3 separate regions of the Homo sapiens genome follow, and all the other regions are linked to region 1. Evidence: chromatin loops called from intact Hi-C (ENCODE). Cell type or tissue: GM12878. All regions are shown on one strand.

The links. Peaks named below come from ENCODE experiments on the same cell type or tissue, not always from the same donor. Only the 100,000 strongest peaks of a DNase experiment are listed, where the experiment ranks them.
Region 2: it touches region 1 in a loop (5-fold over the local background); 6 of 110 quality-filtered maps call a loop at or near these places.
Region 3: a loop joins it to region 1, with 7 times the contacts of the local background. A loop is called at or near these places in 4 of 110 quality-filtered maps.

What each region holds. Positions count from the first base shown.
Region 1 is chr10:72,044,243-72,052,242 of GRCh38, reverse strand. No RefSeq gene overlaps it. Among named protein-coding and RNA genes, the nearest start is that of SPOCK2, 40 kb to the left of the region's middle. In GM12878, CTCF peaks have their summits at 3,517 and 7,742 (motif pointing right); a DNase peak (open chromatin) is centred at 3,502.
Region 2 is chr10:71,832,401-71,840,400 of GRCh38, reverse strand. It overlaps PSAP (prosaposin), which reads left to right. Exons shown (of 14, transcript NM_002778.4): 2 at 5,896-6,029. Among named protein-coding and RNA genes, the nearest start is that of PSAP, 15 kb to the left of the region's middle. RefSeq lists enhancers at 1,447-2,215, 2,986-3,755, 3,659-3,758, 3,869-3,938, 3,756-4,525. In GM12878, a CTCF peak has its summit at 3,080 (motif pointing left); DNase peaks (open chromatin) are centred at 3,520, 3,990 and 7,260; H3K4me3 peaks cover 2,110 bases; H3K27ac peaks cover 3,430 bases.
Region 3 is chr10:71,374,265-71,382,264 of GRCh38, reverse strand. It overlaps a transcript of SLC29A3 not described here. Among named protein-coding and RNA genes, the nearest start is that of CDH23, 19 kb to the left of the region's middle. RefSeq lists a silencer at 4,673-4,742 and enhancers at 4,873-5,022, 5,078-5,638. In GM12878, a CTCF peak has its summit at 4,714 (motif pointing left); a DNase peak (open chromatin) is centred at 4,768; H3K4me3 peaks cover 1,143 bases; H3K27ac peaks cover 1,142 bases.

The DNA.
Region 1 (8,000 bases):
ACAGAGTAAGATTCCGTCTCAAAAAAAAAAAAAAAAATTAACCCAGCTCAAATGTCATGACTTCCCTGACCTCCGCAGGCAGAGAGAACTAGGCTGCCTCTGCTCCTTGATGGCCTTGCACAGGCCTCTACCCTGCCCTGGGCTAGATATACGATATATCTATAAGGATATAGAACTGGGTTGCATCTTCTTGACTCCCTGAAGCGCTTCCTGCCAAGTTCTTTGGCATGTCTTGTCACATCTGTATCCTTGAGGCCTGGGCCTCGTGGGTAACCAGGACATACATTGAAATGAATGCATGAATGAATGATCTTGACCCAATTCAGCCCTGACATCACCCTTAGGCTACCTTCTCTACTTGTCATTTGAATATCATCCATGTCTAAAACATCTACCAGCCTGGCCAACGTGGTGAAACCCCATCTCTACCAAAAATATACAAAAAATTAGCTGGGAGTGGTGGCATGGGCCTGTAGTCCCTACTACTTGGGAGGCTGAGGCAAGATAATTGCTTGAACCCTGGAGGTGGAGGTTGCAGTGAGCCGAGATTGTGCCACTGCACTACAGCCTGGGTGACAGAGCAAGACCCTGTCACAAAAAATAAATAAATAAAAAATAAAATAAAATAAAACATCTAAGAGCACTCTTAGTACTTTTTCTCACCGTTGGAGATTCATTTCTCTTCAGTTACTTTAAACAATTTTACTTTTCCCTTTAGAATCTTTCTGTAAATTTTTTCCAAGCCAACATATCCCAGCTGCTTCTTGTTGGAAACCAAAATGTCAACACTTTACATGAATTTCTGAAAATGTTATATTTAGTTAAAAAAACAAGTTTTTAGTAATTTTGATTTACAAAATTTGCACCAGTAAATTTGGTGGCTGCATCTAAGGTATTTTGGTATTTTGGCAAATTGGCCTACTTTCTGCCTCTTGAACTTTTGTCCCAGCTTATATTTCAAAGAGAACTGTAATCCAAAGGAATGACTGAGGGTGGGCATGTGTGTCCTTTGGAGAGAGTCTGATTTGTTATCTTCTCTTACCCTATTCATAATTGACTTCAATTCACATCCCTGTGCTTTTTCAGCGTCACCCTTTTCAGCACTAAGCACCCATCAGAAAGTGCCCTGGAGTGACCTGTCTGAACCGGAGAGAGGGCTGCTGCCAGGATGGGCACCGTCTCCCTTTGCTTTCACTGGTTGCTTGGTCAGCAGGGGCAGGGTTTTAGAAACAGGACTGTACCAGCCAAGAGCCTTTGGTTGCAAGTGACAGACACCTACCTAACTCTGACTGGCTTAGACAGAGAAATAATGTATTGGCTCTCACAGAAGATGGGGATCCTGCAGCAAGTCTTGGAATTGAAGGAAGAATTTGAGGAACCAGGTCTTTGGGGATGGCAACTGTGAGTTCAGCACCCCAGGGCTCCTCCATGCTGACCGTCTTTGCTTTACTGTTTCTTTTCACCTGTTGGCCTCATTCTGTCTGACTCCTGATGGGCTGTCTCCATGTAGCAGGGAACAAGACTGCCCCAGCAGACAGAGAGAGCTGGTTGCACCCGAAATCTGCATATTAATCCCAGGGAAGGACCCTGATTGGATCCGTTACTGTTGCCAGGTGGATGGAATGCAGTGATTGGCCAGGTCTGGGCCAGTCATGTGCCCATGCTTGCCTCCAGGGCATGGGTCTATTACCAGGGGAAGGGACCCTGGAAAGACACAAAACCAACAGCCCTCTCTATACAAGAGGTGAGTGAAATAGCTTGAAGGAAAACCCCTGGGGAGGTGTGTAAATGTCAAATTCTTTATTTAGCATGCTTGGGGACCCAGGATTTTGTAAAGATTTAGACTCTGCTGTTTCATTTCAACCTACTGACCCCACTTGGCCACATAACTTCATCCAACTAAGCTCATTGCTCACTGCTTGGTGAAGAAATATTCAAGGAAGGGATGGATGAATGTTACTGTGCATGACCCACACGTTCCTCCTCTGGGTCTTTCACTGCTCTATCGCCTGGAATATGCCTTGCACTCCCACCAGTTTCTGCTTGTCTTGTCATAGCCATCCTTGAAGCCCAGTTCAGGTGCCACCTCTTCCATGAAGCCCTCCCTGATCCCACTACCAGCAGGGTTTCTTTCTTTTTATGATCTTGTTTCAACCCACTTTTTTTCAGTGTTTTCCAGGTACACTTCCCCCCACTTTTTATAGACTCTAGCCTGATTTTGTGTTGTTTGTGTTGTGTACCGGTTTAGCAGAAAGAACTTTCCAATGATTAGTCCATCACTCAGCTGGGAGATGTGAGCTCTCCCTCCCTTGAGGCTTTAGAGCAGAGGCCTGTTTGCGGGATGTTGTAGAAGGGCAAGGGTTTCCTGGGGATTGCATGTTGGTTTTCTAGGGCTGTCATGAGAAATGACCATACACTGGGTGGTTTAAAACAACACAAATTTATTCTTCCACAGTTCTGGCAGCCAAAAGTTCAAACTCAAGGTGTCAGTGGGGTTGGCTCCTTCTTGAAGTTCTTGGGGAGGATCTGTGCCAGGCCTGTCCCCAGCTTCTGTGTTTGCCAGCCATCCTTGCATTCCTGGACCTGCAGATGCCTCACTCTAGGCTGTCTCCATTTCCATATGGCCTTCTCCTCTGTGCCTGTCTATCTTCCTCGTCTTCCTCATTCTTCTTCTTCTCCTCTTTCTCCTTATCCTTCTTCTTGTCCTCCTTCTTCTTCTTTTTCTTTCTTCTTCTTTTTTTTTTTTTTTTTTTTGAGACAGGGTCTCATTCTGTGGCCCAGGCTGGAGTGCAGCGGTATGATCATAGCTCACTGTAACCTCAAATTCCTGGGCTCAAGTGACCCTCCTGCCTCAACCTCCTGAGCAGCTAGGACTACAGGTGTGAGCCACCAAGCCTGGTTAATTTTTAAAAATTTCTGTAGAGACTGGGTCTTGCTATGCTGCCCAAGCTCATCCCAAACTCCTGGCCTCAAGCAATCCTCCTTCCTCGGCCTCCCAAAGCATTGGGATAACAGATGTGAGCCACTGCACCCAGCTGGTATTCTCCCTCTTCCTATAGAGACATAAATTGTTGGATTTAGGGCCCACCCCAAATCCAGTATGATTTTATCTTCAGGTGATTTACTAATTACATCTGTAAAGATCTTATTTCTAAAATAAGGTCACATTCCAAGGTTCCTGGCGGACACAAATATTTGGGACTTATTATTCCGCCCACTACAGGGATTGTGTGCTGGAGAAACTGAACATAAACCACAGAGGCCAGACGGGTAACTGGAGAGTGCGGGTCTCTGCCTGTCATTGTCAGACTTGGCTTTCCAAAGAAGCCAGAAATCTGGATTTGTACGTAAAATATCTAGATTTTTAAATGCTGGTAACATATTAAGAACCTGGTCCCTATATTCATGCTTTATAGATAGCACATCTATAGGTCGCATTCAGCCTGTAGAGCAACCAGTTTGTGACCTCTAGTGGAAGCTCTAAAACTTGGCTTCTGTGAGCTCAGAAAGACAGCACGGACCTATGCACTTCTGCCAGTAGCCACCAGAGGGCGTGCTAGGCATTGCGTCAGAAAACGCCTCTGGCAACCAGGCCCAGGAGGTGGCCAGGGAAATCCAACGGAGGTTTTTCAAGTCAGGGAGTGGATGGGATCGGGGGAGGTCTGGGATTAGGCTAATGACCAAAATTCATTCTATTTAACATTTACTCTTCCATAATTGTCTCTTAATCTTTTATGACTGGTACCCCTTGTCCACTAAAGATACCTGCTCCCTTGGCAGACAAAACAAGTTCAAAAACAGCAAAAGAATACTACAGGGAAAAGAAAGGAACAGCCAACAATAACCATTTGAAGACTTTTCTTGATTATGAATCAATCAATTAACTTAAGAAAATTGACACATGGCTGGGTGCGGTGGCTGACGCTTGTAATCCCGGCACTTTGAGGGCCGAGGTGGGCAGATCACTTGAGGTCAGGAGTTTGAGATCAGCCATGGCTAACATGGTGAAACCCCATCTCTGCTAAAAATTCAAAAATTAGCCGGGCATGGTGGCATGCGCCTGTAATCCCAGCTACTCGGGAGGCTGAGGCAGGAGAGTCGCTTGAACCTGGGAGGTGGAGGTTGCAGTGAGCTGAGATTGCACCACTGCACTCTAGCCTGGGTGACAGAGCAAGACTTCGTCTCAGAAAACAAACAGATAAACAAACAAACAAACACCCCTCATGTACCCACCCCTAGCTTCAACAATTAGCAACTCATGACAAATCTTGGTCCCTCTATGTACTTTTTGTTTCTTTGCTGGAATATTTTAAAGCAAATCCCAGGCATTGTATAACTGTATCCCAAAATACTTTAGATAGACACATTGTTTTATTTGTTCTTTTATTGTTGCTGTTGTTCTTTGTTTTCCACCAGAGAACTAACTCACAGCTAACTCTCATCCAACATGGGCGGATGAGAGCCCCTCTTAACTCGTCTCAGCCTCAGCTGTCTTAGGGGTGGGAGCAAACACCTTTTCCATAATTTCCATCTGTAGGTCCACTTTTCTGTTTTCCACCTTTTAAGAAATTTTTTAATGGAGATGGAGGTCTCACTATGTTGCCCAGGTTGATCTTGAACTTGTGGGCTCAAGTGATCCTCCTGCCTCAGCCTCCTAAAGTGCTGGGATAACACGTGTGAGTCACAGTGCTCGGCCTCTACTCATTTTTCAAAAATCAGATAGTATGGGTAAAACTCAGTGGTGTATTTTATTTTATTTTATTATTTTTGTTTATTTATTTTTTGAGATGGAGTCTCACTCTGTCACCCAGGCTGGAGTGCAGTGATGTGATCTCGGCTCACTGCAACCTCCACCTCCCATGTTCAAATGATCCTCTGCCTCAGCCTCCCGAGTAGCTGGGATTACAGGTGTGTGCCACCACGCCTGGGTAAGTTTTGTATTTTTAGTAGAGACGGAGTTTCACCATGTTGACCAGGCTCGCCTCGAACTCCTGACCTCAGGTGATCCACCCGCCTTGGCATCCCAAAGTGATGGGATTACAGGCATGAGTCACTGCGCCCAGCCTCAACAGTGTATTTAAATAATTGCCCAAACTCAGCCTTGCTGACAGACAAAGATGGCCACTGCCAAAGCTCATTTCTTGGCCGACACTTGGGCCTATCACAGCTCAAAGTGTTTGTGGGTTAACTGAGGCCTATGATGGCTGAATTTGGTGTAGATAAAAGGTAGTCTTAGGGTGTCAATGTCAAATGTTCAAAGGCCAAAGGTTTCGGGACTTGCATTTGCCTCAGTTTGTTCTTACCTGCTCTGGATATTGGTGATGGCTCTGTGTGGAAGATTATATTTTCCAAAGATGGTTGCAACATCCCTCAATCTACATGATGTTGAGTGACCTTGACACTCCTTCCATGGAGAGGTCTGTGTCCTGCATCTTTGAATCTGTTGGGCCTGTTGCTTGCTCATAGCCAATAGAAAGCAATGGAAGTAACACGGATGACTTCCAATCCTAGCCTATAGTATGTGATGCAGCTTCTGCTTGGTCAGTTAGAATACTTGGGCTTGGAGGCCCGAGCTGCCATATAAGTAGACTAGCCATCCTGAAGCTGCCATGCTGTTAGGAAGCACAAGCTGTCACACATGAAGAGACCACATGGAGAGGCCCTGAGACTATATGAAGAGAGACACTCGGCCATCCCTAGCTGTTCCAGTCTTGAGCCATTCCAACACCAGCCTCCATCTGACTACAACTTTATGAGATCCTTCCTGAGCCAGAACCACCCAACTGAGCCCATCCTGATTTCCTGGACCTCAGAAACTATGAGAGATAATAAAAGGATTGCTGTTGTGAACTTTAGTTCACTAAGTTCTGGGGTGATTTGTGACTCAGCAATAGATATTTGGAACACTTTTGAATATGTTCTGTAGATTTTCCTCTGAGGTTGGTGGAAAAGCCCTCCTAGGCTTGGGTGGAGTGAACAGCTTTCTGTATATTCTGATTTCAGTAACCTCCAAATATTCTTCTACTTGTGCCAGACAGTCGACAACTCTTGGCTGACTCTTTGCGATGTTGCTACCTGTCCTTCTTATGAAGAAGCGAACAGCGAGTGTCTGACCCCATCTCACTCTATCCTATTTTGAAGAAATGAGTCAGCCCCTTTCCTGAATGGGGCCAGCCGAGGGAGGCTGCCAGGTGTTCCCCTGGACAGATGGATTGTCTGATATTTGCAGATGCCTCAGCCCCTCATCGAGGCTTCCCTGCACCCTGTCCTCACACTCTATGAGCCAGCCTCCTTCCCAGTTGCCCTGCCTCTCCAGAGAACTCTCTACCCTCTTTAATGCCAAAAGCAGTCACTTATTTTCTCCTATGAACACTGGGAAATAGTAACTGACCACATTTTTGGTTTTGCTTTGGTTGCTTGAAGATGTATGGCCACAGTTGTGGCTTACCATGATAAGGGCATAGATCACGCTGGTAGAAGAATGATGAAAAAATACACAATTCTAATACTCAGAGATAAGGACACTTTGAAGTTTGTGGTACAGCCTCCCAGACTACACACATACGTAAAAGTGGGATTTTACAATACATAGAGTTTATACTGTGACTCTTGACTTCTTGGAGGCCATAGTCATTTCAAGAAGGTCATGAGACTTCTAGCTCCCTTTGAGGAAAAATCCTCTTAGGCCTATACATACAAACTTGCCATTAGGTTCTATAAATACATAAGTAGTAAATTAATTAGGTTCTATACCTATAACTTCAGTATTAATCACTGCATAATAAATATTATGAATTGAATTGTGTGGCTATATTGTAATTTATTTAATCAATTCCCTATCATTGAACATTTACATGGCTTCTGATGTTCCTCTGTTTTAAACTATACTCAAAATCTCGACCTGGTGTGGTGGCGTGCACCTATAGTCTCTACTAAGGAGGCTGAGGCAGGGAGACTGCTTGAGCCCAGGAGTTTGAGGCTGCAGTGAGCTAGGATCCCACCACGGCACTCCAGCCTGAGCAACAGAGTGAAACCCTGTCTCTTAAAAAAAAAAAAAAAAGTCATTCTGAGCATTTCATCCGAGTCTTCATTTACACTGGTTGCATCTGATGTGTCCTTGTAGCTGCTTTAGATCTTCTCTGGAACAAGGCAGGGCATGTTTAAATACATGCAGTGTTTTAAAAATGAGAAATACACCTTGGAACTGTCCCTAGCTGTGGCCCCAGGCGGATCCCGGTCCTGCCTCACCCACAGCTCCAGGAGGCCTGCGGAAGCAGGACTGGGCCCTGTTTCCAGGCAGCACGCGTCAGTGGTGCCTGTGATACATGCTGCCTGGCCAGAGAAGCAGTGACTTATGTTGTGGGTTGAGGAAGAACAGGGGCTGTGTGTTCATTCCTGGATTCAGGACCTCGCAGAGCTGGGTGGGGAGGGGGCTGGGAACGTGGCAGAGGCTGGCTGTCGGTCCTGTTTACCTCCTGGATGAGCAGGAGGGGGAAGCAGCTGGCTTCCAAGGGCCAGGGTGCACCAGCCGGCTGGTTCATGTGTCCACAAAGGCGGCCCTTCAGCAGCGGGCAGGGACTGTGTCCTCGTGCCTGCCAGCAGTGTCTGGAGGCTGCCCGTGGAGGTGGGTAGGGCCCAACACAAACAGCCACCAGAGAAAGGGGCCTTTATGGCCAGTGGAGGACGGCTGCTGGACTGCAGGGAGGATGCCAGCACCGTGCGGCCAGGGAAGTGGCCAGCAGGTGCTGCTCCAGGCCGTCCTGGCATGGTTGCACCAGGGCATTTGGGAAGAGGCTGTGTGCAGTGCTATGGGTCAGGGGCTTGTCTGCACTTCCTTCCTTCCTCCCTCCTTCCTTCCTTCTTGCCCTCCTTTCTTTCCTGTCTGTCTCCCTTTCATTTTTTTGTGGGGGGTGGTTCTTTCATCATTTTTCTTTCTTTCTTTTCTTTCTTTTTTTCTTTTCTTTTTTTTTTTTTTGAGACAGAGTCTCGCTCTGTTGCCC
Region 2 (8,000 bases), 210 kb after region 1:
TGCTCTTAGGGGATGGAAGTGCATGAATTCCTCTGAGAAATGCCCTGCGGTAGAAGCCGCTCCTCCAGGGGTTATCCTCTCTTGGTTTCCTAGCAACCTGCCTGTTGCCATGGTGCCGCCTTACCCAGGCAGCAGATCTGCTGCCCTGTGGAATGTAGGCTCTGATTGTCAGCACTGGGAGGCTGCATGCATTTTCTGTTACCTCTTTTTTTTTTTTCTGGTAGCTAGATTCAAATTGTACTTAGCATGTTACTAAAATATTTAAAAGGAAAAGCATATGTTGTATGGCTAAAATAATGAGACTGATTGTTTTATCACATTCTAGGAAATGTTGTCCTGTCATTTTAAGATTGCTTCAGAAAATCTTTGGTGATTATGTTGTGTACTGGGCTTTTCGGTATCCTCACTGGGGTAAGCCAGGAAACACTTGTTGGGAGACCTTTCTGTAAGCGAGGTCGTTGATTAAGTATGTATATTAGTTGGGCTTAGGTTTGACTGTAAACAACAAATACATAGAATAATAATGGCTTATTTGTTTTTCTTATTTTTGATGGAGTCTCGCTCTGTCGCCCAGGCAGGAGTGCAGTGGCGTGATCTCGGCTTACTACAACCTCTGCCTCCTGAGTTCAAGCGATTCTCCTGCCTCAGCCTCCTGAGTAGCTGGGATTACAGGCACCTGCCACCACACCCAGCTAATTTTTGTATTTTTTGTAGAAATGGGGTTTTGTCGTGTTGCCAGGCTGGTCTTGATTTGTGAGCTCAAAATGATTCTCCTGCCTCAGCTTCCCAAAGTACTGGGGTTACAGGCATGAGCCACCGCACATGGCCCTGAAATCTATGTCTTTAAAAAAGTCCCATTGTGGGGCCAAGCATGGTGGCTCACGCTTGTAATCCTAGCACTTTGGGAGGCCGAGGCGGGTGGATCACGAGGTCAGGAGTTCGAAACCAGCCTGGCCAACACGGCAAAACCCTGTCTCTACTAAAAATACAAAAATTAGCTGGGCATGGTGGCAGGCGCCTATAATCTCAGCTAGTTGGGAGGCTGAGGCAGGAGAATCGCTTGAACCCGGGAAGTGGAGGCTGCAGTAAGCCGAGATCGTGCCACTGCACTCCAGCCTGGGCGACAAGAGCAAGACTCTGTCTCAAAAGAAAAAAAAAAGAGCCCGTTGTTCCAAGCTGTCTTGCCAGGCCCTTGAACTAAGAAGTGAAGTGCTCAATTTGCCCCGAGTGCTGTTCATGTCTTTATGACACATTTAATTGGAAATCTTTAGGAGGTCAAACATTCTAAGAACTTTTTTGGAGTTCAGCATACTGCCTCAGAGAAGGAAGCTGGTATTTGGGGGTAGGGTGTGGGAGGATGAGAATAGAGATTAAAGGCTTTGCTGGCCACATGTTTTGAGAAATAACTCACGAGAAAGTGTTTTTGGGTAGTGTTTATTTATTAGTTATAAATGCTGAAAATGTTATCTGCCTTGTTAGAGTGAAGACTTGGAGCTCCTCGGAGCTCTTTTAGTTCAGCCCACCACTGAAAGGATCCCTCTTATATAGAATTGCTCATAAGTTATGCATTTTGTTTCTGCTTGTTTGCTTCCACTGTTGGTGAGGTCATCACCTAATGATGCCACTCATTCTCTCTTTTTTTTCTGAGACAGGCTCTGGCTTTATTGCCCAGGCTGGAGTGCAGTGGTGCTGGGGCACTGGAGTGCAACCTCCGCCTCCTGGGCTCAATCGATCCTCCCACCTCAGCCTCCTTGGTAGCTGGGACTACTGAGGCGTGCACCACCACGTCCAGCTAATCCGTTCTCTTTTTATGCCCCTGGGTGGATGTTAAATGCATTCTTTACCTGGAGCTGTGGTCTGCTTCCTTGCACCCATTGTTCAGAGATCTGTGGTCTGGAGCCACTCATACCAGCTCCACACCCTGGTGGAAGGTGTACGGGATTCTCCCCCTCCTTGGAGATGACCGCGTGTCTCTGAAACATTCCTTCTCCCGTCACTCATCCCCAGTCCTCCAGGGGACTCTCTGGGTGGGGCCCCAGGCCCTCCCCTCCCTGGCCTCTGCTGAGCAGCTCACGTTGCTCATGGGCGTGTCTCTCCTGGTGCTATTGGCCCTTGCTGTTCTGTTTTCCCTTTGAGTCTGCACAACTTCTCATGGAACCCTGTTAGTGCCATTTGCCCATCTTGTTCTCTTGGACTCTGTGTTAGCCTCTCTTGGCTCTTGCTGCTTCCATTTCTCATGTGGACGTTTTTGAATTCGCCTTCCAGTTAGGTGCCTGACATTGGTATCTCCCACCTCCTCTTCAGTTCTGCCACCTTGTGCCTGGGTGGTTGAGACCCACACATGAGCTTGCCTGTCCTGTCCCTCCCAGAAATCCCTGAAGCTTCCTGCAGTATCGCCCACGGGGTTGAGCCCTCACCTTAGGGTGTGTGGGGCAGGTGAGACCATTCCCCCAAGCACCTGAGATCTGTCTGCCTTTGCAGCCTGGCTGCCGCTACTTCCCTTGGCTTCGCTCCTGAAAAGACAGGACAGTTTCTTCCCTTCCCCACAGAGAACTGGACTCCTTTGGAATGTTCTGGAATTCCCCACTCCCTCTCCACGTAGCCAGCCTTTTCTGTCACCATCTTGCAGGTGCCAATTCCAATTTCGTTTTGAGGAAGGCTCCGTTAGCATTGCCTTGCCGCTCCCATTCCCACCGATGCGTGGGATCACACACCATTACTTAGATGTCTGTTCCTCCTGCTCTTTGGGGTAAAGAAAATCGTGACTGTTCATTTGTTCTTTGGCCTGAGGGCCTCGGGCTCTGCGCAGTCAGTGGAGCTGGTAGCCATGCCTTCAGCTGGGTTGTTTACCTGCTTGTGTGGAGAAAAACCACCCTTGCCTGTAGAGCTTTATGATTAATCCACAGCTGGGACCTGAGAAGTTCCTCAAGTGCTAGGAGAAATGTGTGTGTAATAAAGTTTCTGGGAAAGGGATCCATGTCCCCAAAAGGTTCTGACCCACTGTTTGATCCCCTCTTAGGAGATCTGCTCTGGGAGTGGGCTTTGCACCTCTTGGCGGCTGGGAGCTCCCCAGCACCACCCAGTGGTGCCTGCCCTGAGGACACGCAGTCTATGAACGTATGTCATCATGTCGTTCATCCTGGGAGATGGAATCCGTTGCATACCACAGGCTGTTTTTGTAACATGCACCTTTATGTTTGGCTTGTGGTTGGAGGTAGAAGGGGGTGTCTTGCTAAGAAGGCACTTTCTAGGAGTTGGAATTTACGTGTTACTTCCTGTGTCCACGGAAATCTGTTTTACGCTGGAACTTGACTTTATAGGCGTACCGAATTCTCCACCATGCGTATCTTTTTGCCTCCAGATCTGAGGAAGAGGCCTGCTGCCATTCAGTAGGTCATGGATTGGGAAGTGACAGTCAGTTTGTATTAGCTGGGCCAGTTTCAGATACAAGGGGCTGCCCAAGATTATTTTCAGTCCAGGTTGGCCGGACCAAAACAAGTAACAAAGTCATCATGGAAAACGATTATTGTTTCACATTCCTAGAGGAAGTAGGCAGCCTACAAAGTATTCTCACATGGGCCTGTGAGAGTGTGTTGTGTTCCGGAAACACTCTAGATTTTGGTCAGCTGTAGCTAGTTCCCTGCTGAGAGGGCTGGAGAAAGTAGCTGGGTGGACATTACACTGGATGAGCATTTTTAAGAATCGGGGGTGCTGGTCACTTGCCCCTGCTTTTGGTGGTGACTCCTCTGTCTTGGCTCTGGTCTCCTGAGGTCTGAGCCCATCCTCTTCTGGCTTCCCTGTGTATCACTCTGCCTTCCTCTGCCTAGAGACTCATTTGGTAGCCTCCTGTTCATCTTGATTTGGAGGTAGGGCTAGGCAGTGTATCATGGTGTCATCATGGGTCCTTTTCAGAGTCCTAGGGGCCCAGGGCCTGCTAGGGTGTGGTGGGAGTCATCAGGTCTGGGGTTCCTATTTGTGCTGTCTCTGTGACCGCACAGTCCCCAGAGCCCTTACCCTCATGACTCAATTCTGCCTCCCCTCCACCGCTCCCCTGAGATTTATAACTGAGGCTGGCGCCAGCCATGCTTGGCTACACTGCGGGCTAACTAAGCTTTTGTGAGCCATCTGGGGAGCTTGGTACTGATTTGCATCTGGCACATGTTTTCCCCTGGAAACTAGAGTCCAAACCAGCAGCCTCTGGAATGTGGCCAGCTTGGTTGAGGTTGCGAACTGGACGTGTTTGTGATTTTGCTCCCAGGGGACAGGGAAGGCTATAATCTGGGCAGCAGATGAATAATTCATTTGCTTGTGTCTGAAGGGGTGAAGGTGATCTGACTCGAGCTTTGTGGGACTCAGTCTTTGTGTGAGTAGCTTGTGGAGGTAGTAATGAAAGAAAGCAGTTCATTCCTTACCCTCTCCTGGAGGAAGAACACGTACTGACCTATACAACACGTGTTTCCTATGTGTGTTACACACGTATGTAGAATTGGCTTACAGAGGGAAGCAGCATACAGCAAGATTCCTGAGGTTCTAAGTGTGTTTCTCAGGTGATTGTGTTTTGTTTTTTTTTTTTTTTTTTCTGTCTCAGACTTGGGTCAAGTATCTATTGCAGCAAAAGTTTGTTCAACCCTACTGAGATGCCTGTTGGAGTTTGACCCTCATGCCACCATCCTCTATGTGTAGTCCGATGTAATCTCTTGTTTCCTAGCTAAATAATTGGGCTAGAAGTGAGATGTGAATCTGAGGATTTTTTTCCCCATTTTTTTGGTTCTAAAATCAAGGACCTGTTTTAAGAAACATAGGCACTCTCAAGGCAGTTTATAAAATATTTTTAGGGCTAGGTATGGTAGCTCACCGCTGGAGTGCAGTGGTGAGATCTCGGCTCACTACAACCTCTGCCTCCTGGGCTCAAGCTATCCTCCCACCTCAGTCTCTCGAGTAGCTGGGATCACAGGTGCGTGCTACCATGCCCGGCTAATTTTTTGTAGAGATGAGGTTTTGCCATGTTGCCCAGGCTGGTCTCGAACTCCTGGACTCAACTGACCCCACCTCGGCCTCTCAAAGTGCTGAGATTATAGGCATGAGCCACCGGCAGCTGGCCATTGTTTTATGTTATAAGGGTATGAATTTTTTTTAATTTTAATTTTTATTTTATTTATTTATTTATTTATTTATTTATTTTTTGAAACGGAGTCTCGCTCTGTCACCCAGGCTCACTGCCAGCTCCGCCTCCCGGATTCACGCCATTCTCCTGCCTCAGCCTCCCGAGTAGCTGGAACTACAGGCGCCCGCCACCACACCTGGCTAATTGTTTTTTTTTGTATTTTTAGTAGAGATGGGGTTTCACTGTGTTAGCCAGGATGGTCTTGATCTCCTGACGTCGTGATCCACCCACCTTGGCCTCCCAAAGTGCTGGGATTATAGGCGTGAGCCACCGTGCCCAGCCTGTTTTTCTTTTTTAAAAAAACCCTTCATTCTACAGTTGTTATCCATTTTACAGAAGTCAAAATCTTCCCTGTATTTGAATTTGTTAGTCTTTTCTCCTATGGTTTCTTTTGTTACTTATGGAAACATTTTAAGGTTATGATGATACCTTATTACTTATGGAAACATTTTAAGGTTAAAGTTCTGATACTCCCTGATACTGTTTAAAGGTAGCTAGAGAGGATGAACGTGAACCAGATACATGAGTCCCTTCTAGCCCTGTGACAGACAAGCCAGCTTCTTGACCGGGACAGGCGTGTATCTGTGTGGCTGGTGTCCCATACAGCTTGGTGAGGGGCTGAGTAGCAGAGTCCAGCTCAAGGACAGTCGCCCTCAGCCCTGGGGAAATAAGTCAGGTCGACCTGGTTTGCTACAAAATGGGCCACCTCCTCACGTTGGTTTTCATTTTAGCTCTAGCCGGCCCGGTCCTTGGACTGAAAGAATGCACCAGGGGCTCGGCAGTGTGGTGCCAGAATGTGAAGACGGCGTCCGACTGCGGGGCAGTGAAGCACTGCCTGCAGACCGTTTGGAACAAGCCAACAGTGGTGAGTGCCGCTGCCCTCCAGTCCCAGCCGCAGCACTCCTCTTGGGTCCCCTTAGAACAGCTGTAACTCACTGCCATATTGACAGAGCACTTTTTCTTGCCTTGTTTTGTTTACTTCTCACTGTGACTCTGTGTGGGAGGCAGGACCTATTGGTGAATGTACCCATTTTACAGCAGAGGAGATGGAGGCTCAGAGAGGTTAAGGTTTCACTCTCCTGAGGCTACCTGGTTTCTTGTGGCAGACAGGATGAGGTCCCCCATGCCTGCGGCTCCAGGTGCCTGCCCCATGCTGCCTCTGGGCCTCTGTGCAGATCCCACTTCTCACCTTAGATAAGAGGCCAGTGGGTTGGCAGTGCCCATTCCCACCACTGGGCACATGGGCGCGGCTCTATCCTTGGTCACTCACTCCAAAAAGTAAATGCTGAGCTTTTCAGGTACTTTCTGCCTGTTTCATATTTTGTTCTCTCCTCACTCCTCTCAAACAGGCAAACTGCTGATTGAGATCCTGGAGTGCAGTTGCCATTTAAAATTGGTTTCCAGCTGTAACCACACTGAGGAAGCTAGCACTGATTTTTCATCTAAATAATGCTAAATGTAGCGTATTAATGTGGGGCATGGTCTAAGGCGACAAGCCATGGGTGTGTTCCTCACGGTCCCAAGCCCTCTCAGGAGATGCTCTGCTGACCATGCCAGCTCAACACAGAGCTGCTGCCCTGGGCTCACTTGGGGCTGTGCCGGCCATCATGTGGTACGGGCTGTGTTTGACTGAGTGGACTTTGGGTTCTAAAAAACTTGTCAGTGGCCACTACTGCTCCTTCAGTAAGAGAAGAAAGCTTAGCACCATTCTTTTAGAAACAGTTTGTGAATTATTCACTGGAAAACTGCCTTCTGTGGCCATACTTGCCCTTTTTTTTGGAGGCAGGGTCTGGCTCTGTCACCTAGGCTGGAGTGCAGTGGCACAATCATGGCTCACTGCAGCCTCAACCTCCTAGGCTCAAGCAATCCTCCCACCTCAGCCTCCTGAGTACTGGAACCACAGATGTGGACCAGTATGCCTGGCTAATTTTTGTATTTTTTGTAGAGATAGTGTTTTTACCATGTTGCCCAGGCTGGTCTTGAACTCCTGGGCTAAGGTCATCCTCCTGCCTCCCATAGTGCTGTGATTACAGGCGTGGGCTACCACGACTGGCCTGAAACTACTTTCAGATTTGGTTTCTAATTTGCCTTCAATCTTGTTTTTAATACTACTTCCTGTTTCCAGGTTTAATGTGTGTCCCGTAAGGACTTTAAAACTTGATTGGCTGGTCTTGTCATGGCCCGGCCTTCTGTTTTTGTTTTTTGTTTTTTTTTTTTTTTGAGATGGACTCTCACTCTGTTGCCTAGGCTGGAGTGCAGTGGCACGATCTTGGCTCACTGCAACCTCCGCCTCCCGGGTTCAAGCAATTCTTCTGCCTCAGCCTGCCAAGTAGCTGGGATTATAGGTGTACGCCACCATGCCCGGCTAATTTTTGTATTTTTAGTAGAGATGGGGTTTTCAACATGCTGGTCAGGCTGGTCTCGAACTCCTGACCTCGTGATCTGCCCGCCTCGGCCTCCCAAGTGAGCCACCACGCCCGGCCCGGCCCTCTCTTGATATGGTTCCATGCACAGTACCCTTGACCCTCTGTTTCCACAAATGTTGAGGGCTGTCTGTGGAACTTGAGCATCCTGGGGTTTGGGTGTCCATGGGGGTCCTGGAATTGATACCCCCTCAGATACCAAAGGATGACTGTATTAGCCTGACTAGGTTCAAGTTGGTTTCTCTAAATGCAGCTAAGTTCATAGGTGTTCCTCAGTCTCACCCAGACATGTTTCTTCTCCATGGATGGAAAGTCAGTTGACATCAAGAAGGGAGCCTGGGCATTCTTCCCCAAGGGCCGCAGGAACCAATTAGAATTTCCATGGCCTCTGGTCCAGGTGGGGGCCTTGGTGC
Region 3 (8,000 bases), 670 kb after region 1:
CCAACTGAGGCAGTGCCATCACCCCCATTTTAGAGATCAGAAAACTGAGGCTCAGGAAATGTAACTTTAAGCGGAGGAAGCTGGATTCAAATCCAGATTTTTCTGGGCTCTCCAATGAGAGTTAACCTCTGCACCATACAGGAAACAGATAATAAACAATTACTGAGGGCTTGTTAGGTGTCAAAGGACAGTGCCAGACACTTTCTGGACTTTATTTTACTGAAACCCTACACCGACCATGCCAGTTAGGTATATTAACCCAGTTTTACAGATGAGGAAACTGAGTCTCCAAGAGAATAAGGGAAGCCTCTCATTGCCATGCTGGTTGACGTCTTGGGAGTTGGACAGATTACAGTAATCAGCTAATGGCTGAGCAGTGCTCTGAAGATGAAAAGCCCTTATTGAAAGTGCTAAGCATGATGATTAAGTTGGAAGGTGGAATTAGCTGCACAGTGGGAGCAGGCTGCAGCCAACAGGAGAGGATTAGCGACTACTTGCCTGATTCTGTGGAAGGCAGGTTAGGAGCGAAAAAAACTGAGAAAGGTTTTCAGCTCCATGGTGGTGCTCACATCCAAGAGGATGAGACAGTCTGTGGACCTGCAAGGCAGTGATCACACCCCAGTGTTGAAGGGATCAGACAGCATCCATGGAAAGCAAAGTGGGCTCCCAGCTCCCTTTGCCTTTTCTCCATCCATCCATCCTTCCATCCATTCATCCACCCATCCATCCATCCATCCAACAATTACTCACCAAGGACCTAGTAGGCCTCACGCAAGCTCTCATGAGGCTCCCAACCCAGTGGAGGGAGATACACATTTAACAATAATCACATACCAAAGAATTATTGTTCATTTTTTAGATTTAATAACAGGAGCTTTGCTCTTTTGATTTTATTTTTTAAGACTTAACTTTTTTAGAGTAGTTTTAAGTTCACAGGAAAATTGAGAAGATGGTACAGAGACTGCCCCCACGTTGTGCACAGCCTGCCACAGTATCAACATCCCCCAGCAGAGCAGAGCATTTGATACAGTAGTGAGCCTGCACTGACACACCATCATCACCCCAAGTCCATAGCTCACATTAGGGTTCACTCTTGGTGTTGTACATTCTGTGGGTTTGGATAAATGTATAATGACATGTATTTGTGGTTATGTTTTATACAAGAGCCCTTATTTTTAGCAATACCTACCAAAACATTTACAAATGTGTTGCCTCAAATTAATACTAGGAGGCAGGAGTGAGTAGGGGTAGAGATAAAACAAGATTGACCTCGAGTTGATCATTGTTGAAGCTGGGTGATAGGTATATGGAGTCTGTGATACTGTTCTGTTTTGGGTTTTTCTGGTAAATGTTGGAAACTTTTCATAATAAAGTTTTGTTTAAAAAAACAAATATTGATAAATAATTAGCACTTATAATAAGTGCCACAAAGGAAGAATGAATGGCGTGATGAGAGATTATTGTAGAGGGACCCACTTTAGACTTGGGGGTGGGAGTAGGGGGTCGGTTTGGGACAGGGTGAAGCATTGGGGCATCCTTAAGCCTCGTGATTGCCAAAGTAACCCTTTCTGTCTCCTTCCTCCCAGAAGGGCAGGCTGGCAGTGTCCTGGGGAGAGACCCCTACCTTTTGAGCATCACTAGCAACCTACTGGGAGACCAGGATCCTGGAGAAGTCAAGATCAGCCCCAAAGTCCCTCATCAATTGTGATGGAGGGAACAGAGGGAAGTCCCAATTGCAACCTGCACCCATCGCTGTGCATGCCCATGTTGTGTGTGTACATTATTTACCTACTATGAGCACGGCCTCATTAGAACAACCTCAGGGGAGGGGAGCAGGACTCCCCACTTTACAGATGAGAAAAATAAGGCTCTGAGAGGTAAAAAAGGACTCGCTCAAAGTCAGCAGCAGAGCCAAATACCAAGGTTTATCATCTTGTTAGTGTCTCCCCAACCGCCCCCCGACCTGTTAACACAGCCATCATTCCTACATCGCAGGGAGAAAAATTGTTAACAAGACGGCTGGAACCTCAAGCCACAGGAGCTGTGGGCCCAGAGAAGGCAGGGCCATTCCTCTTAAGTGTAAAAGCCGTGGGGTGAGGGCATGCGGGAAGGGAGTGAGAGCTATAGTTTGCTGGAAATCTGAAGAACCAAATGACCTTGGGCCTCCAAACATGAGACAAAACAGAGTTCAGGGGTAAGCGCTCCTCCCCATCCCTTCTAGTGTCCCTCGGATGCAGATCTGGCTCAATTTCCAGGTATCTGTGAAAGGAAGGGTTCCAGCTCCAGGTTAAGGGGCACATGCTTGGTCACATGCTGTGGGCTGGAGGGTATAGGGATGGACCTTGAGGGAGTATGGGGTAAAGGACCTTAGGCACTGGGAGCCAGGGAGCTCTCAGGCCAGTGTGCCCCACTATTTCAGGCCAGCAGTGTCCACAAAGTGCACTCGGGATTTTTCCAAAGTGTCCAGCCTATAGCACTCCTCACAACAAAACTGGATCCCTGTATCAAAAGACAAAATGATAAGAAATTTAGCTTAAAGATCTCAAATGGCTTTATTGCAATTATAGAATCTGGCAACACTTCATTCCATAAAATAGAATAAGTGTTCTGATAAGCTGAGCAGAGGGAGTTGGTTTTATAGACAGAGAGGGCTGAAGGAAACAGAAGAGAAGAACAAAGAGCCTATTAGTTGCTTCAGAGCCACTTCCCTCACGAGGTGGGGACAGGGAGACAGAATGATAGAAAAACAACTGATTCATTAGCATCAGGTTACTCAACGCTACTTCTTTCATATAAGGAATAAAGCAGAGGGGATTCACTCTTGTGACCATTGAGATTTGAACTGGCCTGTTTGGGACATTGGCTGTTACCTCTTTTCAGGTAACTACTTAGTTTGGGTTTAGTGCCATGGAACTTTAGCATGGGTGACTCCCTTTGGATTTTTAGCCTGGTCTGCTGGGGCCTAATTCAGAAACTTAGTCCAAAACAATGGCCTCCTACAATTTTCATTTAACGCTTGCCTGCTCTGAGAAGAGGAGGAATGACAAGAGAGCAAAACATGGGCTGGCCCTCTGCCCTCACTGGTAAGGAGCTCACCTTTTGGACTCAGACCTGGATTCAAATTCTTGGGCAAGCCACTTAAATCCTCCAAACCCTAGTTTCCCCGTTGGGGGGCAACATCTCCCTCTCAACTGAGGCATTGTGAGGGTGAAGCAGACAATGAGAGCAAAGCATTTGGCAGAGCATTTGGTCCTCCCTGAAGCCAGCCATCGTCCTCCTCCTCACTGGGCAATGACACCTCCCCTAGTTGTTCTCATCTAAGGTGGTGTTTCTCTAGAAGCTGATCCCAGACAAGGATTAAAGTGCAAGTCGTTTATTAGAAGTGAATTCAGGAAGCTCCAGCTGAAGAATGAGGAAGTGAGACAAGAAAGGGAAGGAGACCAAAAAAAGATGTGTTATCAAGCAGGTTACCATTGTAGACAACGGGAGCTCAAGCCCATAAGGGAGCTCTGGGGAACAGCCTAGCAGAACAGTCGTTCTCAAACTTCAGCACAGACTCACTAGGAGGGCTTGTTAAAACACCAATGACTGGGCCCCAGCCCCTACAATTTTAGATTCAGTAGGTACAGGGTAGTAGTAGGCTAAGAATTTGCATTTCTAACTAGTTCTCAAGTGGTACAGTTTGCTGCTGGTTTGGGACTACACCCTAAGAACCACAAAGTGTCTCAGCATGATCTCACTTGAGGGATGAGGAAGCTAGGGAATTTATCCACCAACTCCCTGTTCATCAGTATTTGGGAGCTGCTTCTGAGGGCATTCACCCTCTGGCACTCAAGTTGACTCAGGCTAAAATCGCTCCTATGGCCAGAAAAGCCCTATTAAGCCTGTTGCTAGGGTCTCAGGTCCTTTGGCTGGGAGACAGGGTGGGAGGAGAACCGCAGAGAAGCTTGCAAGGTAGTTTGACATCTGACTGAAGGATTTCAAGGGAAGCTAAGGGTCAAAGACGGCTTCGTTGAGTCCCTAGCTATGCATTCATATGGTCGTATATTTTTGTAAAATTAGCAAAAATATTTTGTTATGATTTCTTTTTACATTCTAAGTTCATTTTTGTACCTAACTTTATATTTGTAATTTTTTATTCTTTTTTCCAAAAGAGGACCCCCCCCCCCAACATTGTCTAAGCTTCAGACCCCATAAAACCTGGATTGGCCCTGCATGGCCTAGTAGGAACACAGATTTAGGTTTGCTGAACTGAAATGAGTGTCCACGGTTTGACTCATTAAGAACTCAAGCCACCTGAGTTCATGCCCACCCAAGTTCAAATTCCAGCTCTGACACTCCCTAGTTTGAGGTAGTTTGGCCAAGATGCTTAATCTGTCTAAACTCCTATTTTCTCATTTACAACTTGGGACAGCAAAATCAGATGATCAAATTAAGTAATCCTTGCAAAGAGCCAGGCCGACAGTAAGTGCTCAACAAATATGAGTATCTTTTTTATCATTATTTGTTCCCCTGGTTTATTTCTGTTTCTTATCATTTGCCTTGACGATCTTCCTCCAAGACCAGGTAGGAATGAGTGATCTGGGGACAAAACAAAAAGCCGCTTCCAAAATTGGCAGGTCGCCTCTCTCTAGGGCTTTCTTGCCAGTTCTTCCAGCCCTACTGGCTCCGCTCCCTCTACTGGGCGTCCACCTCGTTGCCGGGTAACTACCGACGGCCCCCGCGCGGGCATTGGCTGTGCGGCCCGGCTCCCGGCCTGCCCCGCGGCTCCCGGAAGCCCTCGCGGCCATCTATTTCGTGGCCGGTGGCTGTTTGCCTGCCAGAGGCCAGCGGGGGCGGTCCAGTCCCTGGCTCTAGGAGCTGTTTCTGGCCGAGCTGAGCGCGGCGGGCTCGGCATAGCCATGAGTTGCTGAACTGGGTGGTTTTGCGGACCTGACGATTCGCCATACCCCGCTTGGTGTGTCACTGCCGTGGGCGTCTCCAGGTAGCCTCAGCCCAGGGGATACCTGGAGCGGCAGCTTAGAGCATCTTCCGGGAGCATCCGCCGGCGGCCTGGGCACCTCCCCATCAGCCCCTGCCGTGCCACCCCAGCCTGGGCCTTGAGGCCCGGAGATCTGAGCACTTCGGGACCTATCCCTCAGCCTAACCATCTTGGTTCAGCTCTGTGACACTGGGCCAAGTGACCTTGAGAAAAGACAGGGCCGGGCGCGGTGGCTCACGCCTGTAATCCCAGCACTTTGGGAGGGTGAGGTCTTGAGGTCAGGAGTTCGAGACCAGCCTGGGCAACATGGTGAAACCTCGCCTCTACTAAAAATATAAAAATTAGCCGGGCGTGGTGGCAGGTGCCTGTAATCCCAGCTACTCGGGAGGCTGAGGCAGAGGCAGAGGCAGGAGAATCTCCTGAATCCAGGAGGTGGAGTTTGCAATAAGCTGAGATCACACCACTGCATTCCAGTCTGGGCAACGAAGGGAGACTCCATCTCAAAACAAAACAAAACAAAAAAACACAGAAACAAAAACCCACTTCTAATTGCTGCTACTCAGCATATACATTCAGGGAAACTTGAATCTATGCTCCTGGGTGGCCATCCTCAAGCTTTGGGCTTGAATAAACTCTATAGCTAGTCATATTTTCTATATCTTATTATTTAAGGTTGACAAACTTCAGAAGCTTCTTTGCCCTTCTGGTACTGATAATACCAACAGTGAATAATAAGTGACATTGTTATTGGTTGCTTACTTCCTACCCCTGATAAATGGTCTAATGTTGAAATCTAAGAGGTATAATAGTTATTACATGCATTTAGTAGAATGGGTATAATGAATGAGGAAATAGGCTCAGGGAAGAATTTGATTTGCTCTGACACAGCTCTACAGGGCCAGATTTCCAACCCAGGCTAGTCAAGTCCAGAGCCTGCAATTTTCACTTCAAGTCTTCCTGTGAGGATTGACAAGAGGATGTTCAGTCTTAGCCAGGTGCCTGGCAGCTACTGAGGGCCCAGTGGAGGTTAGTGGGCAAATCATCATAGTAGTTTCAATAAGCAATAGTTCTATCAGTATCAAAGAGTGGCTGTGGTCAGAGCTTTGTAAGAGACACATTGCCGTGTTTACTTAGGACAGGAACAATCTGGAGTTTGTTTCCACCACTCCCTGGAGTTTCAAGTCCTTAAAAATGTTCAAGCTGGTTTGGCTTTGTGTCTTCTATTTCCTGTTTACACTTTGCCCCACCTCTATTTTTGCCCCTTCTTCCCCCTCTTCTAGTTATACCTAACACCACTGCTGACGCTCTTCGCTTCTGAAAAATGGCCAGCTTTCTGCCCTCAATTTAAAGGGATCAATCAGTGGCCCCAGAAGTTCTTATTTTTCTTGGCTAAAATGAAAATGGTGAAAACACCAACCACAAAAGGCAGACTCTTGTTAATGGGGGTCCTAAATGTGAAAGGGAGAACTTACCTGGCCCATGAGTATCTGTTTGGCTTTCAGGGGAGACAGCCGTCTGTGTTCTTCCTAAATGTCAGCTTATACCACTCTGGGGTTTGGGGATTCCTGCCTGATTCTCCATTTCCTTGCCTATGAAATGAATAATATTAGTCACGTCCGAGTACCACCTGCATTTTTTTTAAAGTGCTTCTTAAATTGATTTTTTTAGTTGATTTACTTATATTTACTTTTAAAATCTGTATGTCATTACTTTAATGGAAAACCACTATCACCTGGCGTAAATAGAAAGTAAGAAACCACATAAAGAGATGAAAATTAAAATATTGTTTTCAATTCTAGTGGGCAAAACCTTGATCTCTTTGTTAAAAAGGGAAACTGTTGAGTTTTAGTGAGGTGTTGAAGAATGCAAGCACTAAACTGCAAGTTTCTCCTGTGGGTAATCAGGATTGAACGTACTGAAAAGGGGAGAACTTGGACGTGCTGCAGTTCTGTGTTTAATACTCTGCTTGGTAGCACCTAAAGTCACACAGCACAGTACCAGCACTTCACTCTTTCCACATGTGGAGAAACGGTGGCCGCAGTAGTCCTTGGAGCCTTCAGTGCTCATGTCTAATAACAAGCATTTGCTCTGATTCTCTTAGGGTCGGTGGGGCAGGTGGGATGGGGTGCAAATGGATCTAAGAGCAGGATAATAACAAGAGCTAATATCTGATAGGGTTTTTGCAGTTCACAAAGCTCTCTCACAAGCCTGCTACTTCTGTACTCCCACCTGCGCTATTCCTCCTCTGCATTATCGCCATCTCAGGCATAGGTGAGATGAGCTGTTCAGCAGGATTTGATATGTACCAAAAGCTGTTCTACTACTGCTGCATCCTCCCAGGACCCCAAGAAGCAAGCGGGGAGCAGCTATTCTCATCTTACTTTCTGGAGCAGGAGAGGCTTGACTCACAGAGGCAAGCGACCCCATTTCTGGACCAGTCTCTGCACTGTCAAACAGTGTCTGAATAGGAAGGGGATGTTGGAAGAGGGTTTTACATGGAGCAAAACGTGGATAATGACACGCTAGCGGCAAGCCAAGGAGGTTAGGGGATCCAGGTTCTACACCAGAAGGGGCCCAACTCAAAGTGGTGAAGTCGCTGGCTGCTGCCTTTCACCAGCTGCCTTTCTCCCGCTGCCAGCTGAGGACCTGCACCCTTCCAGGATGGAGATGGGGACAGGGGCAGGCAACATTACTCTTCTTGTAGTTCTCTGCCCAAAAATCTAGGCTTCTCAGGCCTGCTTCCCACAACACACACACACACACCCCAACATGGAGCCTCTTGGCTTACCTTCGGGTTACCATGGCGGGAGCAGAATGGAGCTCTATCTTCTTACCATGAAGTTACACAGATATCATTATCTTGAAACCTCTTAAGAGGTAAAAAGGTGGCCAGCCATTGACCAGAGAGGACCCTTGGCCCCTGCCTATCATCTGTCACGCATGTCCTGAGGGGGTGGGAAATGGTTAAAGGGAGAGAGGAAAGGGAGCCCCCTAAATCTCTACCAATCCTGGCTATATA